Linked DNA regions of Homo sapiens: region 1 is linked to region 2. The links are chromatin loops, found by intact Hi-C in ENCODE. Cell type or tissue: Calu3. All regions are shown on one strand. Each heading gives the region's core, and the rest is flanking DNA. Links, peaks and the distances in the headings are about the cores only.

Evidence for each region. Hi-C counts contacts between places; a loop is a spot of excess contacts. Peaks named below come from ENCODE experiments on the same cell type or tissue, not always from the same donor. Only the 100,000 strongest peaks of a DNase experiment are listed, where the experiment ranks them.
Region 1: a loop joins it to region 2, with 14 times the contacts of the local background. A loop is called at or near these places in 7 of 110 quality-filtered maps.

Annotation. Positions count from the first base shown.
Region 1 is chr16:87,013,692-87,023,624 of GRCh38, reverse strand. No RefSeq gene overlaps it. Among named protein-coding and RNA genes, the nearest start is that of LINC02181, 39 kb to the left of the region's middle. RefSeq lists an enhancer at 9,689-9,933. In Calu3, for the core only: a CTCF peak has its summit at 5,961; a DNase peak (open chromatin) is centred at 6,084.
Region 2 is chr16:86,559,016-86,568,939 of GRCh38, reverse strand. It overlaps FOXC2 (forkhead box C2), which reads right to left and starts at 2,111. Exons shown (of 1, transcript NM_005251.3): 1 at 1-2,111. The coding sequence starts at 1,604. The coding sequence ends at 99. FOXC2-AS1 (FOXC2 antisense RNA 1) reads left to right here and starts at 1,179. Exons shown (of 2, transcript NR_125795.1): 1 at 1,179-1,323; 2 at 3,622-3,795. RefSeq lists enhancers at 808-1,391, 1,392-1,976. In Calu3, for the core only: a CTCF peak has its summit at 4,959 (motif pointing left); DNase peaks (open chromatin) are centred at 449, 1,469, 2,179, 4,929 and 3 weaker places.

The DNA of each region.
Region 1 (9,933 bases), core at 1,105-9,104, 450 kb before region 2:
TGGTGAGTGAGTGTGAAGACCTAGGACATTAGTACACACTACTATAGACATCATAAACACTGTACACTTAGGCTAGACTACATTTATTAAAATTTTTGCTTTCTTCAATAATAAATCTTACCGTAATGTTTTTACTTTATAAACTTTTTAGGTTTTGAAAAACATTTTGACTCTTCTGTAATACATATCTTAAAACACAAACACATTGTGCAACTGTACAAAAATATTTTCTTTATATCTTTATTGTAAAAGCACCACCACGAACATGTGAGTAACACGTTGTGTGCTATGGCAGGCAGGCGATAGGAGTTTTTTTTTTATCTCCACTACAATCTTATGGGACCACCATCACATATGCGGTTCATTGTTGACCAAAATGTCATTCTGCAGTGCATGGCTGCAATTCTATATTTACTGCTCAGCACCAGCCCTTGGAGAATGTCACTTCCACTATTTTACCATCTGAAGCCCATTCTCTAGCAGCTGCCCATTAAGAGATCATGGGAACAATATTCCCTGCGTTCTTGCACACTGATTATAGTTTATCTGTAATCTGTTTTTTTCTTCTTTTTCTTTTCTTTTTCTTTTCTCTCTTTCTTTTTCTTTCTTTCTTTTTCTCTCTCTCTCTCTCTTTCTTTCTTTATTTTTTCTCTCTTTCTTTTCTGTAGTGTTTGACTGTCATTGCTCAGGCTGGAGTATAATGGAGCCATCTTGGCTCACTGCAACCTCCACCTCTCAGGCTCAAGCAATTCTCTTGCCTCAGCCTCCCAAATAGCTGGGACTACAGGGCACATGCCACCACACCTGGCTAATTTTTGTATTTTTTGTAGAGACGGGGTTTTGCCCTGTTGCCCAGGCTAGTCTTGAATTCCTGAGCTCAAGTGATCCTCCTGCCTTGGCCTCCCAAAGTGCTGGAACTACAGGTGTGAGCCACCGCGCCCAGCCTCTTTATTCTTTAAGATTAGCTTTAGTGAATACAAAATCGTTGGCTTAGATTTTCTTTATTTGAATATTGCAAATACATTGCTCCATTTTCTTCTGGCACAATGTACTGCTGTCAAAAAGTGTGAAGATTAATTTTGTTTTTTTTTCCTTTGCAAGTCATCCTCTTTTTGCCTAGTTGGGCAAAGAGTTATTTATTTACCTCCAAAGTCCAGGGTTTTTTTTCTTTACTGGTCATTTGGATTGATATTATCAGGTATACAGTATGCTCTTTTAATATATAATTTCAAATGTTTTTAATTTTAGGGAAATTTTCTCGAGTTATGGGTTTACCACTTGCTTGCTTCTCTCTCTTTGGCTTTCTTCCTCAGGGGCTCCTTATCTGTATGTTGGCTTTTCTTTGCCTAACTTTGAAATTTTTTTCAAATCCTTACCAAAAAGGATTTTTAAAAGCTTCCTCTGTTTACCTCTAATGTATCAATTATGATTATTTTCCCCATGTGTCTCTAGTCTCCATTCATGAAGTGACTCTTTTCCCTCCTGGACTCCCATCACCTCCTTCGTGAGATTTCCTGATTCCAACGGATGTTGTTCTTTCATGACTTTAGTCATTTCATCAATATCTTTTAGCTCATTTTGAAGTCGGTCATTACAGTTCCTTTTTTTCAAAAAATTAAAGTTTGCTTCTGTCTGGCATGCTTTTGTTATTTATAGCAAGGGTCAGCCAAGATTTTCAATAAAGGACCAGACAGCAAATATTTTAGGCCTGTGATTTGCAGAAAATCGCTGTCACATATTTTTCTTTTTCTTTTTAACAATGTAATCGCAGAACTTTGGGAGGCTGAGGCGGGCGGATCATGAGGTCAGGAGTTCGAGACCAGCTTGACCAACATGGTGAAACCCCGTCTCTACTAAAAATACAAAAAATTAGCTGGGTGTGGTAGCGTGTGCCTGTAATCCCAGCTACTCAGGAGGCTGAGGCAGGGGAATTGCTCCCGGGAGGCAGAGGTTGCAGGGAGCCGAGATCATGCCACTGCACTCCAGCCTGGGTGACAGAGTGAGACTTCATCTCAGGGAAAAAAAAAAGTGAAAAACACTCTCAGCTCATGGGCCCTGTGAAACAGACTGTGGGTCAAATTTGGCCACAGGCTTCTTATTCTGTTCCTTATTTTCATTCTGCTTGTAGTAAATTTGTATCCTAGTTAAACTCAATAATTTTTTCTCCCCTCTTTTTTTTGATGTGATTGTCCTCCACTTTTGGGAAATTACCTCTGGTAGCTGATCTAAGTCAGGGAGCTCCTTTCTTTGCTTCTGTTTGTTCTCATATACTGTTAACGCTTTGGTAGCTGGTGTGCTGGTATTTCCTGGCTCCTTCCCCGTCCCTCCCTGTTATCTGGTCCCACTCTTCCTTTGTCTCTGTCATCCCTCTTGTCTCAGTGTTGAATCTGCTGTCAGCAAGGGCCCTGCCCTGGAAGGAAGCCCTGGACATTCATTCTGGAGAATCTATGGAGGTCAGCCTACCCTAGACTAGACTTCTTGACATCACCTGCTTTTAGTTAGAAACTCCTCTCAGCTTCTGCCACAGTCCTGTGGTTTGTCATGTTTGCCTCTGAGCATCTGTTGGCTACTTTGCTGTTCCCTGATCTCCAGCCTGCCAGAGCCCTGGAGCTTCCCTTGCTGTGCCCTACACAGATGCTGGTGACACACAGGTACTTGTATTTGGTGCCCTCCGCCACCTGATTGTATTTGTAGTTTGGGGACAGCTTGTCACCTCATTTGCTGTTGAGGTTGTCTAAGGGTTTAGTTTTGCCTTCTCATTGTTCTGTCTGTTTTTATTGGAGATTTGGGAAGGTTCGAATCTGTGCTGCTGCATCCCTATCCCCTGAAATGAAACTTGACAGACGCAATGAAACGCCGCAGGAGACAGTCAGCTTGCCATCACCAGGAGTCTCCCAATTTTGGTCAAGTGCAGAAAGAAACGCTGGAAAAAAGCCCATGGGCTTTGGAGTCAGCTAGACCTGGGATGCAGCACTTGCATCTCCACCATCATTTCTGTGCCTTTGGATTGGATGCATTTCCCTTGTCTGAGTCTTGGTTCTGTCATCTCTAATATGGGAGAAACAGTGACAACCACATGGGGCAGGTGGGACGAGGACATGGGAGGTTTCCCAGGGCCCTGGCCTGGGGCTTGGTGTGTGGGAGAGAAGTTTCTGCCCCGTGACCCTGGGGACTGGGGAAAGGGGTCAGGATGTAGCCCTCAGTGTAATTTCTTTTGGGGTTCTGTGGGCGAAACTGACCACACAAGCATCCCAGACTAAAGTGCGAGTTGACATTCCTGGCTCTAGTTTTCATCACATCTTCCTGCTTTACACCAGGAGAGTCAGCCTGGTCCAGGTGTGAGTTTTTGTCTTAGACTTTAAGAAGGGGAATGGAAACACCTGAACACTTGATCATTACATGGCACGTCTCTTGCTGTGGGAGGGCCACGGTGCCCTCAGGGACAGCTGACCTATGGAGGACTTTTGGCTCTCAGTTAAACGTCTCCTGACTGCCATATGCATGTCTTTATTTTTTCCCCATTGCCTTTAATATTTTATATATATATATATAATATAATATATAACTATATATAACAATATAACATATAAAACTATACATAAAATATATAACTATATATAACATATATAACTATATATATAACTAGGTAGCAATATAATATATATAACTATACATAAAACAATATAATATATATAACTATATATATAAAAAACACCCACACGTACACTCATTAATTAATTAATCTACTATATCTGATTTTACTTTTCTCTGTTCCTTTCTAATGTGATCATTCTAATGTGTCTGTACAAAATAATCAAGTTTGTTAGAATTGTGTTTAAACAAAGAGTAAATAAACACAGAATGAGTGTTGGAGGCATAAATAAAGCCCATGTGTTTTACTATGCAGGTTTGTTGTGTGTTCGGGCACTCAAAGACTTTCCATGCCTCCTTCTTAAATGAGTTCTGGATCACCGAGACACCTGGAGAGTGGACAGTGAATAAATCGGATGTCTGTACAGCACACATGGGCGATAAAACAGGACTCAGTGCAGAGATGAAAATGACATCTCACAATCACAACAGTTAGAGACCAGTTTACAGCCAAAGAGAACTCCTTTTCCCAGGGTGGAACTGAGGCTGTCGATCGATGCTGCAGATTCTCAATTCCACTGGCTGCAGGGGTTTTTTTGTTTGTTTGTTTGTTTGTTTTGAGACAGAGTTTTGCTCTGTCGCCCAGGCTGGAGGGGAGTGGTATGATCTCAGCTCACTGCAAACTCCGCCTCCCTACTTCAAGCACTTCTCCCGTCTCAGCCTCCCGATTGGCTGGAACTACCAGTGCGTGCCACCATGCCTGGCTAAGTTTTGTGTTTTTAGTAGAGATGAGGTTTCACCATGTTGGTCAGGCTGGTCTTGAACTCCTGGCTTCCAGTGATCTGCTTGCCTCAGCCTCCTAAAGTGCTGCGATTACAGCTGTGAGCCACCATGCCTGTCTGGCTGCAGTTTTTATTTTTTTTATTTTTATTTTTTTTTTGAGATGGAGTCTCGCTCTGTCACCCAAGCTGGAGTGCAATGGCACGATCTCGGCTCACTGCAAGCTCTGCCTCCTGGGTTCATGCCATTCTCCTGCCTCAACCTCCCGAGTAGCTGGGACTACAGGCGCCCGTCACCACACCTGGCTAATTTTTTATATTTTCAGTAGAGACAGAGTTTCACTGTGTTAGCCAGGATGGTTTTGATCTTCTGACCTCGTGATCCGCCCGCATCGGCCTCCCAAAGTGTTGGGATTACAGGCGTGAGCCACCGTGCCCGGCATGGCTGCAGTTTTGATTTCCTGGTTGGGTGATCCAGGTGGCCTATATATGCTCAACAACTGGTCGGCATCACTCTTCACTTGCGCTTGTTTGGCCGAGTGGCAAGGAGAGGAGCGTGGGGTGGGCCAGGTGAGGCAAGTGCAAAGGCGTCTTGCGGCAGTTGCCTCCCTGCAAGTGTGTTTGGGAAAGGAGCTGCCAGCAAGGGGAAGGAATGAGCTCCCCTCCTCCTCTCCCGGCCTATTAGGACGTGTGCAGACACTTCTTGTACCATCTCTAGATCTTCATTCTGGCGTGCAGGGCAGGTGAACACACGGTAAACTCAGGGGCCTCTGTCTGCAGCACGGTGGAGTCAACATGAGTGTAAACCCACAGGCAATCATGGAACGCTCCCAAGGCTCAGTTTTCACTTCTGTGAAATGGGAATAAGGCACACCCTCTAACATTATTGTTGGGATGAATTGTGGTCATGTCTATAAGTTTTAAGAACATGCCTAGTATATAGTCAGAGATCCATAAATAATTTTTTTTGTCATTATTGAGATAGAAAGGTTAGCCACCTCCAAGAGTTATCCATTCAATTGTTTTATTATCTTTCTCTCCCACCAAGCTGTCAGTTCTACGGCGCCCACATAAATTGTGTTTGTTTTGTATGAAGATGTGACAGTTGATTTCTCGCCTGGGGTAGACAGAATAACAGTCCCCCAAACAGTCCATATCCTAACCCCTGGTACCTGAATGTGTTACCTTACATGGCAAAAAAAAAAAAAAAAAAAAAAGACTTCGCAAGATATGATTGAGTGAAAGAGCTGACACAGGAGATTACCTTGGATTGTTCAGGTGGGCCCATCTATAAATAATCCAGGGAGCGTTCGGTCTCTGGCAGAGGAAGGGAGGTGAGGGTATAATGAGGGCTTTATCTCAGTCTGGGAGTTAGGCAAGGCAGCCCCAAGAGATTCAGGTTCAAGGTGAGACTCAGGATGGCGGCACTGGCCCAGGAGAGGAGGCTGGGAGGAGAGCTCCAGGCAGAAGGGCCAGGGTGCAGAAGCCAGCTGAATTCTCACAGCAGATGAGGTAGCCTAGGTTTTACAAAGGCAGAGCCCACCGGATGGGTGATCTGGGTACCCGTGCACACAAATGAGAAAATAGCAGCTCAGAAAGATCAGGAACCTTTACACATGAGAAGCAGGAGAGGGCGTTGTGCTTGATAGAGTAGATTTCTTACTCTCTCCGTCAGGAGCATTTGTGTGTGGGATTATTTCCTGTTTCCTGGGCATCCCTGAGGTCAGGCTGGTGACTCACAGCTTCTTATTAGGTTGGTACAAGCCACTGCAGTTAATGGCAAAAACCGCAATGACTTTTGCATCACCTAAAAGGCTGATGAAAAGTCTCGCTCACAGGCAAAGGCAGAACCCTCTCCAAAGCCCATTCCAGCTTTGTATGCCTAGAGCTTTGGGAAATAAGCTCTGGGGGGTTTGCATTAGCCACACATGTCTTCTTCTAGGTGAGCAGAATCCAGAAACATTGGGGTCCAGCCTCTGTGTGCCATCACCTCTGGATCCACGGAATCTGGCAGAGGAGAAACTGGATGTGCCCGTGACAAAGGGATGGGGGTGGGCAATGCCTCGGGTTCACATGCTGGCATGAGCCGGGCAGACACTCGTCACTTGCAGCTGCAATTCTGAGCTCCACTGTTGGCCCCAGAAGAGGAAATATCCCTTCAATTGCCCCAGCCATGCAAGAAACTTGTCCGTCTGTGTTTTCCTTGCAGTTACCGAAATCCTCCGGCTCATGTTTAACGTCGGTTCCAGCTTGACTTTTGTTAAAATGTTGAAACCTAATTTTTTCATTGAGCGATTTTCAGTTTGAGGCCAGCATCAAATTAGAAGCCTCCCCACTGGCAGGGACTGGCAGTTGGGCAGGCGAGAGCCCCACACATGCTTGGGATATTCAATACACTGAGTTCTGCTCGGTACAAGAAACCCAGTCAGAAAATCCTGATTTATGGTGGTGCTCAGGCTTCCTGTTACTCTAAACCATGAAGGTTTTGAGCCGCACCCTGCGTTCCTGGCCAGCGCAGCTGCCTCCACCACCTTCCCTCCTATCGCCAGCCTCACCATTTATATAATAATGTCAGGAATGGAATAATTGACTTTCCAGGACTTTGAATTGTCCTGAACTTCAGTCTGTCTCTTTTTTTTTTTCTATTGAGGTGAAATTCACATAACATAGAATTAACCATTTCAAAGTGAACAGTTCAGTTGCATTTAGTGAGTTCACAATGTTGTGCAACCACCACGTCTATCTAGTCACCAAACATTTTCATCACCCCAAAAGGAAACTCTGTTCCCGTTAGGCAGCCACTCCCCATCCGCCTTCCCCCCAACCCCTGGCAACTGTTAATCGTCTTTCTGTCTCTATAGAATTTGTCTATTCTGAACATTTCATAAAGCAGAATCATATGCAGCCTTTTGTGACTGGCATCTTTCATTTAGCATATTTTCGAGGTTTGTTCATGTTGTAGCATGAATCAGTACTTGATTCTTTTTCATGGTTGTATAGTATTCCACTACATGGATAGACTACAATTTGCTTATTCAGCATCCATTGGTGGACATTTGGGCTGTTTCTACCTTTTTGGTTATTATGAATAATGCCACTGTGAATATTCATGCACACATTTTTGCTTGAGTCCCTGTTTTTATTTCTCTTGGGTATTTACATGGGAGTAGAATTGCTGAGTTGTGTGCCAAATCTATGTTTGACTTTCTTTCTTTTTTTTTTTTTTTTTTTTTTTTTTTTTAGAGACGGAATCTTGCTCTGTCACCCAGGTTGGAGTGCAGTGGTGCAATCTCGGCTTACTGCAAGCTCCGCCTCCTGGGTTCACTCCATTCTCCTGCCTCAGCCTCCCGAGTAGCTGGGACTACAGGTGCCTGCCACCATGCCCGGCTAATTTTTTTTTTTGTATTTTTAGTAGAGACGGGGTTTCACTGTGCTAGCCAGGATGGTCTTGATTTCCTGACCTCGTAATCCACCTGCCTCGGCCTCCCAAAGTGCTAGGATTACAGGCGTGAGCCACTGCGCCCAGCCCTATGTTTAACTTTTTGAGGTTGGGGAGAGTTCCCTGGAGGAGGTGCTGTCCATGTGAGGACCCTAAGGAACAATAGGAACTCACCTGTGTGTTGTGGTTGGATGGTGAAGCAGAGTGAAGGTGACAAAACCAGTTCCTGGAGGCCTGCCACTGACATTCAGCCCTGACCTTAGGCCTGAGGCTACCCAAACCATGCCCCCCACACTGCTGAGGGCCTATGGAGTCTGGGCTGTGTGCTGGGTCCTCCTTAGGCAACCATCATGTGGAGGAAAAGGCGTCAGTATGCCTCAGGAAAGAGGCCTTTGCACCTGGTGGGGCCTGGCTGAGACACTCCTGCCACCCCTATGCTCATCCAAACAGGCCAGAGTTCTGATCCTGCTGCGTTGTCCCTGCCCAATCCTACGCTGGAGCACACTTTGGAGCCGCCTGCATGGAATTCCAATTCTGGTTCTGCAATTTCCTTAGCCGTGTGGCCCTGAGTCAGTCTCTCTACCACTCTGACCCTCAGCGTCATCATCTAGGAAATAAACAGAATTGCAGCAATAGGGAGAGTCAACAAGTGCTGTCTGTCCTGAGCACTCACTGTTTCACAGAGAAGAACTCATTTAATTCCCACAGCTCTGTCTCTGGGACAGGTGCTATTGTCCCCATCTCACAGATGAGGAGACTGAGGTACAGAGAGGTTGACAGTTGCCTGGGGTCAGATCCCTTAGTAAATGGCAGAGCTGGGCTTTGAGGCAGGCAGTGAGAACACAGGCCCTTCACTCATCATTGTATGGCCCTATTGTTGCTGTTAGGTGGTACCATAGTTTCAAATGAAATTTCTCAAAGGTCAACAGAACGGGATAATGAAGATTGTGTTCCCACCCCTCTGCCATGGCCAGTTCTGCCCCTCACACATTCCCAGCCACTTCCCCCTCTCTTGCTTAATGTCGAAGCTGGTCCTAAGCACTCTATCATTGTATCTGTAAATATTTCAGTGTGTGTCTCTAGGAGAGGACTGCATTTTTCAGCATCTACCTGCCCCTCTGTGTTCCTTGCACACCCAAAACTTTCAGCACTAGCCCTGACACACAGGAAGTCCTTTGTGTTTGCTGAATGAGTGAGTAAATGAGTGAATGACTGAGTGAAGGAGTGAGTGAATTAGTGAAGGAGTGAGTGAATGAGTGAGCGACTGAATAAATGGGTGAAGGAGTGAGTGAATGAGTAAAGGAGTGAGGGAATTAGTGACTCAGTGAGTGAGTGAAAGAGTATATGAAAGAGTAAGTGAGTGAAAGAGTGAGTGAATGAATGAGTCAGTGAGTGAGTGAATGAGTGAATAAGAAATGAGTGAGGGAATTAGTGAAAGAGTGAATGAATGGGGGTGAGTGACTGAAGGGGTGAGTAAATTAGTGAATGAGTGAGTGAGGGAATGAATGAGTGGGTGAGTGAGGGAATGAATGAGTGGGTGAGTGAGGGAATGAGTGAGTGAATGACTGGGTGGGTGAGTGAGTGAGGGAGTGAATGAGTGAGTGGGTGAGGGAATGAGTGGGTGAGGGAATGAGTGAGTGAGTGAGGGAATGAATGAGTGAATGAGAAAGTGAGCGAATGAGGGAGTGAATGAGGGAATGAATGAAAGAGTGAATGAGTGAGAGAAAGAATAAGTGAATGAGAGTGAGTAAATGAGTGAGCGAGTGAATCAGTGAATGAGCAAATGAGGAAATGAGTGAGTGAATGAGGGAATGAATGAGTGAGTGAATGAGGGAGTGAATGAGGGAATGAATGAAAGAGATGAGTGAGGGAAAGAATAAGTGAATGAGAGTGAGTAAATGAGTGAGTGAGAGAATCAGTGAATGAGCAAATGAGGAAATGAGTGAGTGAATGAGGGAATGAATGAGTGAGTGAATGAGGGAATGAATGAGGGAATGAGTGAGTGAGGGAATGAGTAAGCGAGTGAATGACTGCGCGAAGGAATGAATGAAAGCGAATGAGTGGGTGAGGGAGTGAGTGGGTGAGGGAGTGAGTGAATGAGTGAGTGAGTGAGGAAATGAATGA
Region 2 (9,924 bases), core at 1-8,000:
TTTCTTTTTTGCGTCTCTGCAGCCCCTTAATTGTCTGGTTGGGTCGGGGCTGGGAAGCGAAGCCGGAGCGGGCCGGGGAGGGGAGGTCCCGGGACACGTCAGTATTTCGTGCAGTCGTAGGAGTAGGGGGCTGCGTGGCGATAGAGAGGCGGCGTGGATCTGTAGGGCAGCTGGCAGCTGGCATTGCCACTCACCTGGGACTCCCCGAGGGTCGAGTTCTCAATCCCCAGCCGGTGGGAGTTGAACATCTCCCGCACGTTGGGGAAAGTTTGCTGCTGGGCCGCGAACGTGTGGCCGGGGAGGTGGTTCAGGTCCCCGCTGTGGTTGAGATACCAGGAGGCCGCCTGCGCCGCGGCGGCCCCGGGCTGCGGCGTCGGCTGGGGCTGGGGAGCCGGCGGGGGCGGCGGCGCCTGCGGGTGGTGGTGGCCGTGGTGCTGGTGGTGGTGGCCCGTGGCGGCGAGCGCGCCCTCCTGGCCGGCGGCGAGGTTGAGAGCGCTCAGGGGCGACGTGGGGCCGCTCGGGTGGTCCGAGAGGGCCTCGTCCAGGGCGGGCGGGACGCACATGTGCGCCGGCCGCTCGGCCCCGGTGTACAGGCTCATCGCTCGCATGCTGCACTGGTAGCCCCCGGCGGCCCCGGCCTCCAGGCCCTGAGCGCACGGCTGGCCGTAGGCGGCGGGCGGCGCGGCGGCGTAGGGCAGCGCCAGCGGCGGCACCACCAGGCCCGCGCGTCCGGCCCCCGGGCTCAGCTCTCCGCCCGGCGGCGACGTTCGCAGGGTCATGATGTTCTCCACGCTGAAGCCAGGCAGCCCGTTGGGCGCCGCGGCGTGGTGCTCCGGCAGCGAGCCGTCGGGGGAGCCGGCGGGCGTGGAGGCCGCGCTGCGCGGGCTGCCCTGCAGCGCGCTCTCGGGGCTCAGCGTCTCCACCTTGGTGATGACCGGCAGCGCCGGGGACGCCGCCTCGCTCTTGATCACCACCTTCTTCTCGGCCTCCTTGGGGGCGTCCGCTAGGTGGGGGGTGGCCGGGGCGCCCTTGGACGCCGCCGGGGGCGGCTCCTTGAGGTGGGCCCGCTCCTCCTTCTCCTTGGACACGTCCTTCTTTTTGAAGCGCCGCCGGCGCCGCAGGAAGCTGCCGTTCTCGAACATGTTGTAGGAGTCCGGGTCCAGGGTCCAGTAACTGCCCTTGCCGGGCTTCTTGTCGTCGCGGGGCACCTTGACGAAGCACTCGTTGAGCGAGAGGTTGTGGCGGATGCTGTTCTGCCAGCCCTGCTTGTTCTCCCGGTAGAAGGGGAAGCGGTCCATGATGAACTGGTAGATGCCGTTCAAGGTGATCTTCTTCTCGGGCGCGTTCTGGATGGCCATGGTGATGAGCGCGATGTAGCTGTAGGGCGGCTTCACCAGGTCCTTAGGCGCCGCGGGCTGGTGGTGGTGGTAGGGCGCGTAGGAGCGGCCCATCCCCGCGCTGTACTGCTCCGGGTGGCCGGAATAGACGCCCATGGGGCTGGCCATGCCGCCGTAGCTGCCCGCAGCCCGGTAGTAATTCTGCTCGCTCAGGTAGGGCACCACTCCCAGGGCGTTGGGGTCGGACACGGAGTAGCGCGCCTGCATGCTGCTTCCGAGACGGCTCGCCGGCGCCCTCGCGCACGGACTGCGGCCGGGGGAGCGAGGGGGGCCCTGAGAGCGAGAGAGCGCGAGAGAGCCAGAGGGGGAGAGGAGGGGAGCGGGAGGGGCGGCCCCGGGCTCCTGGCAGCCTCCGGGGCGAGGGTGCGCGGGCGGCGGCGCTCGGGCCGAGCAGGGGCGCGCGCTTTCAGCGGACCGGGCGGATCGGCATCCTGGAGGGCGCGCCCCGGGCAAGCGCAGCGCCGGCCCCGCTCCTCGCTGGCTCCAGGACCCGGCGGCGGCAGCGCGGGCAGGCGGGCGGCCGCGGACCCAGCGGAGACGCCGCGGCCTGGGGACCCAGGTGGACCCTCGGCCCGCGCGAGGAGGGGCGCAGGAGGCTCTCCAAGCCCCCAGCGAATCGGCAGCCCCGAGGGTCAGCGCGCCGGGGTCCGAGCGGCTGCCCCGCTGAGCCCAGAAAAAGAGGCCAAGTCCCTTTTAGGGATTGGGAAAAGTTTCAAAAGTCTTCTTGCTGAAAGCGAGTTTTTACTTTCCTCGGGCCACGCCCCCTCCCGGAACTTTGAGCCAATCACCCGGCAGCTGAGAGGAGTCGGCGCCAATCGGGGCGAGGAGCGCAGGAATCCGTCGGCTCTAAGACCCCGCCGCCCCGGCCTCCGCGGCGACTCCGTCTTCACTTGAAAACTTTTTAAAAAGTTATATCTTATTAAAATTTATTTTATGATCACATTTTGGTGAATGGGCCCACATGCCCAAAACAAAAAGATAGCCACTTTCCTCTGTTAAAAAAAATCAATTTGAAATATAAAATAGAATGGATTAATAGAGTAAAATATCTCTCCCAAAGACCTTGTAAGTAGCAATGATCCTGGGACATTTTTCTTATTAATGAGTGATGAAGCGAATAATTAGATTTCCTAATTATGGGGGCCCAGGTGTAATGGATTCAAAGCAAACGCGCTGGATTGGAATGGCAGGGCCTCTCCTGGATGTTATACTTATTTAATCAAATAATTAATCATCAACAGGGAGTTTCCAGGCTCGGGGTCGTCAAGGATAACCTATCGAGGTTTTAGAGGTAAACCCTACAAACTGAGTTTCCCTCGCTCCCCGCCGAGGAGCCAGGCAGCGGAGTGCATAGAGGGGAAGGTAGCAACGTGCTGACTGACAACTTAATCCTCCGAATTCGCGGGGAATTCGGTAGATCATCCGCGTCGCTGCGAGCAGTTTTGTGGGGTTTGGGGAAAAGGGTGAAGTGACTCTGCTATTTCCCCCTTTCGTCTCCCGCGTGGACACTCGCAGCCTACCAACTTCAGCTTCGAAACTCGTCTCCCTTTTCCCAGGTAGAAATTCCCTCTAACAAGCTGACCCCGCACTCCCAGAAGACCGGGACAATGCAGCGACCCACCCGGGCCAGGCAGAGCCGAGTTCCTGGGCCCTGCGAGGAGAAACCCGAGCCTGTTTTCCGCGGGGGCTTGGCTCGAAGGCGCGCGCAATGAGCGCCGCGCACCGCGGGCACCAAGCGTGGACGTTTCCCGTGGCCCAGGCCGGCGCCGGCCGCTAACACCGACCCTAGGGCGCTGTCCCTGCCTCCTGCTCCTGGCAACGTCCCCCTGGGAGCCTCCAAGTTGCTTTTCTATATTTCAGCCTTTTTTTTGTTTTGTTGGGTGGGTAGGGTGAGTTAGGGAGCGCGCTCCGTGGGAAGACTGGGTGAGCGGTTGATTGCAAACGGTTCAAGATCCCTTCGGGATGATATTATTCGGCAGGCAGACCTGGAGCGACTTGGATCTCCTTCAAGGATTTCTCCTTCCCTCTAGGAATCCCGGACAGTTTGTTTATTTGTGGACTGATTATTTATTCCTTCCACACCTCAATAATCAGATCCCCTTTTCCCACTTTCCCTGAAGGAGTGAGACACCCCTTTAACAAGGCTAAACACGGGCAGAATTTTGGAAGTTGCTGGTCTGGTTGGGCAGGGAAGAGGGCTTCAGGGAGAACATTTGTATTTCAGGTTTCCTTGCACCCTTCCTGGCTGTTCATCGGCTGCGTATTCGATTCTCAGCAAAAGGATGTTGAGACAACCCACCAGGCCTCTTCGCTTCGGCCTCTTCGCTTCGGGGAGGCGACTAGAAGGCAATGGGGCGTGCCACTTATTTCCAATAAAAGAACAGAAGACGAAAATGTAGATGCATTATCTTTGTCTCCTGATCAATTCAAAGCCAAAGGGAAGCTACAAATCAGGTTCCTTTACCTTGAATATTCCACTTCTGAAACATTGTTTTTATGAGTATTCTGGGCTCTTTTTCTAACCTGATCCTTTTTCTTCTTTCTTTGAAACAAAGTAAAATAAAGCTGCCCAGTTCTCAGCTCACAGGCAAATGATTTGAGCTTTCTGCCCCAACCCTAAACTCCCACCATGACTTTATTATTTTTAATAAGCTAGTATTTCCGCATCTAGCTTAAAAAAAAAAAAGGACTAGCAAAAAGTGCCCTTCTCCTGCAGCGCATGACAGGCACACTGAGTTCGTGTCACGATTTTACTGGAAATGCAAACTATTGATCAAGAAACACTCCTCAGCCTGTAGGCTTCCTGGAGGAATATTATTTACTCTGCTTTTACGAGGGGTGTGTGTGTGTGTGTGAGAGAGAGAGAGAGAGAGAAACAGCTTTATCACAGCAAAACCTAAAATAGCTAAGGACTATGAAAAAATAAATTCCAAAATGGCAGTTGCTGCCTACGTTTGTATTCACAAGGGTGTCCCGGTTTAAACCAATGTCATCTGGGGAAACAAACAAACAAACAAACAAACACCTAAATCGAGTCGCCCAATATATTATCCACCCTCCCCCGCCCCAAAGAAAGGAAAAGGGGAGGGGAAAGAAATTCGTCTCATCAAGACAGAAAAGGTGAGAGAGACACTTCCCTTTACCCCTGGAATTAGGTTTCTTGTTTGCTCAGTGGGACTCCGGGAAAGATGTTTGTTCAGGTTATTAAAACAACGCCTTCCATACACCTGGACTTTGCAAAAACCGTATTTCCCAGCTTTTCTTTAACCTGCCAGGGTATTTCGGATGGGGGGCTGCTACTTTCTGGCTGATTTTCCCCCTTCTTGACCTTGTAAGTCAGTGAGCCGAACGCGGAATCGGGTCCCAGAGGGCCTCGCGTGTTCCTGGAATAATAAGCGGCGATAAAGCCTAAAGGTATTTAATTCGCCTTCCGCCCCCACCGCGCTGCGCTCCTCCCGGCCCGTGGCCGCTGCACCTGGAGCGGCTGGGCGGACTCCGTGGGTGTTGGCGTCATCTTGAGGCCAACCAGGGAACTACTACGAGAAAAGGAAAAAGAAAAAGACCGCCCGGCCCGCCCTGCTTATCATGAAGGTGCTGACACCTTGTGGATACTCCTGGGCATTGCACGGCTGGAATGGAGCCTTCAGAAATCTGTAAAAGCAGAGAAAGGAGATAAACTGCATCGCGTCGATTAAAAAACATTTCCCGTAACTTCGCAACGTGTCAAGAACATGATCTGTTGGGAAACAAAAATGTCTTTGAAACTGCTCGGGGAGCAAGAAATTTTCTCTAGGGAAACTTGCTGGGGTTTTCCCCAAATAAAATCTATGCCTCTTAGGTGGCTAGAAGTCTGCATTTTCTTCCCCCGGAGTTGTTGAACAAATTGCCTCGTCCATGTTTTCCCGCTGCAGCTGTCTTTCTGCCCGAGGTGTGGCGTGAGCTTCAGGGAATTCATCAGAAAGCTGTTTGTGCTGGTCGTGTGTTTAGAGGGTTGGCTTGAACAAGAGGCAGACTTTGAAACTGGGCAGCAGCCACTTCTACTTTTGAGGTACAACAGAGAACTCAAAGAGGGGACAAGTGAAAGGAGTTTTGTTTCTTGTCTCACTATTTCCCATTCATTCATTTCAATATCCTTCAAACATTTCTTTTCTGGGGTCACGAGGTGCCTTGGTTTTGAGGAAAGGGATCGGGTGGCAGAGGAGTCCCAGGCTTCCAGAAGCTGCCTGAGAACCGAGGAGCCCTTGGGTTACACAAAGTCGGCGCCACCTCCTAAAAATCCATTGTAATCCGGCTTCTAAACTTTTGTGGGACAAAAAAAGTGTCTTTTCTAAAACTCAGTTCAAGCTCATTTTACTGTGTGTGAGTTTTCCGGTGAGTGAAAGCCATGCTGCGCCATCGACAAAGGGCAGGGCCAGAAAGGACTACAGAAGCGGGTGGGTAGTGAGAACTGCTGTTGGTCACAAGGATTAAAGAAACTCAACAAGTAAACGCAACCCTCAATCCTAGGCGGAAGAAATTTTTTTTTCTTTTTTCTTTTTTTCCTGTTGTTGTTGAGACGGAGTCTTGCTCTGTCGCCCACGCTGGAGTGCAGTGGCACGATCTCCGCTCACTGCAGGCTCCGCCTCCCGGGTTCACGCCATTCTCCTGCCTCAGCCTCCCGAGTAGCTGGGACTACAGGCGTGCGCCACCACACCCGGCTAATTTTTTGTATTTTTAGTAGAGACGGGGTTTCACCGTGTTAGCCAGGATGGTCTGGATCTCCTGACCTCGTGATTCGCCCGCCTCGGCCTCCCAAAGTGCTGGGATATTTTAAACAGCAACCAAGGACAGGTTTGAGGAGACTTGGGAAGATTTGCATCTGGGATGTGTATGAGATAATAACCTTGAATCAAGGGTAAGATTCTTGCGTGCGATAATTATACATGGTCAAGTAAGAGCATGTCCTTGCTTTTAGAAGGTACGTGTCAAAATGTTTGGGGCTGATATTCATCATCTCTGCAACCTTTAAAAAATTCACCCTGCCGGGCATGGTGGCTCATGCCTGTAATCCCAGCAGTTTGGGAGGCTGAGGTGGGAGGATCGCTTGAGCTCAGGGTTTCAAGACCAGCCTGGGCAACACAGTGAGACCCTATCTCTATAAAAAATACAAAAAAAAAAAAAAAAAAAAAAAAGCCGGGTGTGGTGCTGAGCACCTGTAGTGCCAGCTATGTGGGAGGCAGAGGCAGAGAATTACTTGGGCCTGGGAGGTTGAGGCTGCAGTAAGCCATGATTGCACCACTACATTCCTGCCTGGGTGACAGAGCAAGACCCTGTCTCAAAAAGAAGAAGAAGAAGGAGAAGATTCAAAAGATTCAACCAAGGTGGGGTCAGAGGGGAGAAGGAGGGCAGAAGGTCGTGCAAAGGTAGTAAGATGAGAACAGTTGTTGAACCCGTGGTGCCTGGGTATTGATTGTATTGTTCTTGCAATTCTGTAAATTTGAAATTTTTCAAAATAAAAAATGGGAGTAAAACACTTTTGTTACTGTGAAAATTTGAAAAGAAATGTGACAGTAAAGGAAGGTATTTCCATGGAAGGAATTTGCAAAATGTTTAGCGAGGGCCTAACTTAGTCCAGCGTCTGCTCTCCTCCTTTACTGGAAGTTTCTGGAAAACTACCATCAATAGCTATGGAGTTCATCACAATAATTCATGGTAAAAAAAAAAAAAAAGGCACATTCTCTGAGGAGCTTATCTGTTTTATAATTCAGGCATTGCCACAATTAACCAAAGATGCCAGACATTCCATATTATAGATGTTGTGGGATTTTATTTTTTTTTAGACAGAGCCTCACTCTGTCACCTACGCTGGAGTGTAATGGCTCATGGCTCATGGCTCACAGTAGCCTGGAACTCTTAGCCTCAAGCAATCATAATATTAAAGATACATGTATGTTTCTTTTTAAAGAAACTTAGTCTCAGTGACCACCCTGAGCCAACCCCAGCTTAGCAGAGGGCTCTGTTCATCAAAGTCACTCAGGAGCCTGAGTTTTCAAAGACCACCTCTCATCATATCTGTTCCTGTCATCTAGGCAGGGGAGAGAGGTGATCCGGCCCTGGGAATTAAGTCTTCCAGCCTGGAAGTGACATGTATCACCTCTATTCACAGCTCATAGGCCAGAGCTGGTCATAAGTCCCCAACGCGCCCAGGGGACAGGAAGATCAGTCTTCCCTGGGCCCAGGCATCTGCTCGGCAGCCTCATACTGTCTTTCCAGGTAAGTAATGACTGTCCTCTGTTCTCTGCAGCCCCAGTGCACTGCCCAGTACCTCAGCACAAGATGTGTGTGCAAGTAGTGCTTGAGTGAGTGTACGACTGTTTCCGAGATTTCTCTCCTTAGTAGATAAGGGGAAAAGTGATGTGTACATACCCTGTGCCATGCACCGTGCTAAGCGTTTTGGCCACGACCTCTCACTTACTCCTCTTTTAGGGTAGGTACTATTAATACCACCATTTTGCAGGTGAGGAAACTGAGATCTTAAATAACTAAACTAAGTGTTGCTGCTGCCAAGTGATGAAATTGGGATCTCTTAACCCACTCCTTTGCTGCCTCTTTGAGATTAAGAGTTACGGACTTGGGGCTGGGCATGGTGGCTCACGCCTGTAATCCCAGCACTTTGGGAGGCCAAGGCGGGCGGATCACCTGAGGTCGGGAGTTCAAGACCAGACTGACCAACATGGAGAAACCCCGTCTCTACTAAAAATACAAAATTAGCTGGGCATGGTGGTGCACGCCTGTAGTCCCAGCTACTCGGGAGGCTGAGGCAAGAGAATCGCTTGAACCCGGGAGGTGGAGGTTGCGCTGAGCTGAGATCGCTCCATTGCACTCCAGCCTGGGCAACAAGAGCAAAACTCCATCCCCCCTACCGCCCCCCCCAAAAAAAAAGAATTAGGGACTTGGAAATTAGAGGAGATTTAAAAAGTTAAATGAAAAACATCCATAATGGTGTATCCATGAAGCCATGACTTCTGACCACACACAACTTAATGTGTATGAGATTTGAGTTTTTTATATCACTAACTTGAACCCCTGTGATTAACCCTGTGGGGTACATGGACTCACCGTAATGGCCTGTGGAAAGCAGGCTGCCCCTGGGGAGGTCAGAGAGGACTTCAGTGTTTGGACAATGACAGGTTGAGAAAGAGGCGAGGGGGACGATTTAATTTTCATCAAATGCGCAGCCTGTAGGATGGGTGTTCTGAGCCCCAAGGAATAAGCCAGGCTCAAAAGCCACAGTCTGGGAGCAGCTTCAGCCAGTGCTTCCAGTAACCACTGGGACTAGGGCTGGCGCCCACAGTGGCATAACTGAGTGGGACCCCAGTGGGTCTCACTGAATAAGACCAAGAGTGCAGAGCGCTCTCCCAGGGGAGTCCGACCACCACTGTCACTGGGTGCTGTCCACCTCTAGGAGTCCGTAAAAGCCAAGAACACTCCCTGGCCCTGGCCCCCACCTCTGCCTGTGTGCATCCCGACATGGGGCTTGCATGGCCAGCCCAGCCTGGACCCACCGCATGGCCTTTGGGCCTGCTGTGCCCCGGGCCTGGTCCCTCATCTCAATTCTTTGCCCCCTTGCCCCCTCCTCCGAGGCCTCCCCCAGCCATCCGCTTACCTTGCCCCCCCCACCTCCCCCTTTCTCCTCACTCATGTTCTCAGTGGCACAGGCTCCCCTGCCTGGTGTGGTCTCATTCAGTCTTCTATCTGTTGTTTGCCTCACCACCCCCATACAGGGAAGACAGGCAGGGGCCTGGTCCGCCCTGTGCACAGCTCTGCTTGACACAGACTCCATGAGACTCCATGTTCTTTTTTTTTTTTTTGAGACAGAGTTTCGCTCTTGTTGCCCAGGCTGCAGTGCAACGGTGCAATCTCGGCTCACCGCAACCTATGCCTCCCAGGTTCAAGTGATTCTCCTGCCTCAGCCTCCTGAGTAGCTAGGATTACAGGCATGTGCCACCACGCCCAGCTAATTTTGTATTTTTAGTAGAGACGGGGTCTCTCCATGTTGGTCAGGCTGGTCTCGAACTCCCGACCTCAGGTGATCCTCCCGCCTCGGCCTCCCAAAGTGCTGGGATTACAGGCATGAGCCACCGTGCCCGGCCACAGACTCCATGTTCTTAACTATACATTGAACAAATGGGGCTTCAGAGATACGCAGCCCTCCCCCACTTCACTGCCTGCCCAACCGTAACTCACAGGCCTTGCCTCCCATTTGTGGCTCAAGCCCAGGATTTGTTTCAAACATTTACTAGCACTTATTTTAGGCAGACACTGCATAAGAAATGGGGACTCATCGTCAAGTGCTCCCTGGCTCCCAAGCTGTGGCAGGCGCATGGATGATGACAGGCTGAAACTTTATTTTAGGTCAATGCTCGTAGAGAGCTCTCCCTGCATTCTAGGTGCTGTTCTCCGGGCCGCATGGATCCGGCACTTCACCGTCACCAGCGTGGAGAGGCGGATGCCAACGGTGCTCCTATCTCCACTCCGCAAATGAAAA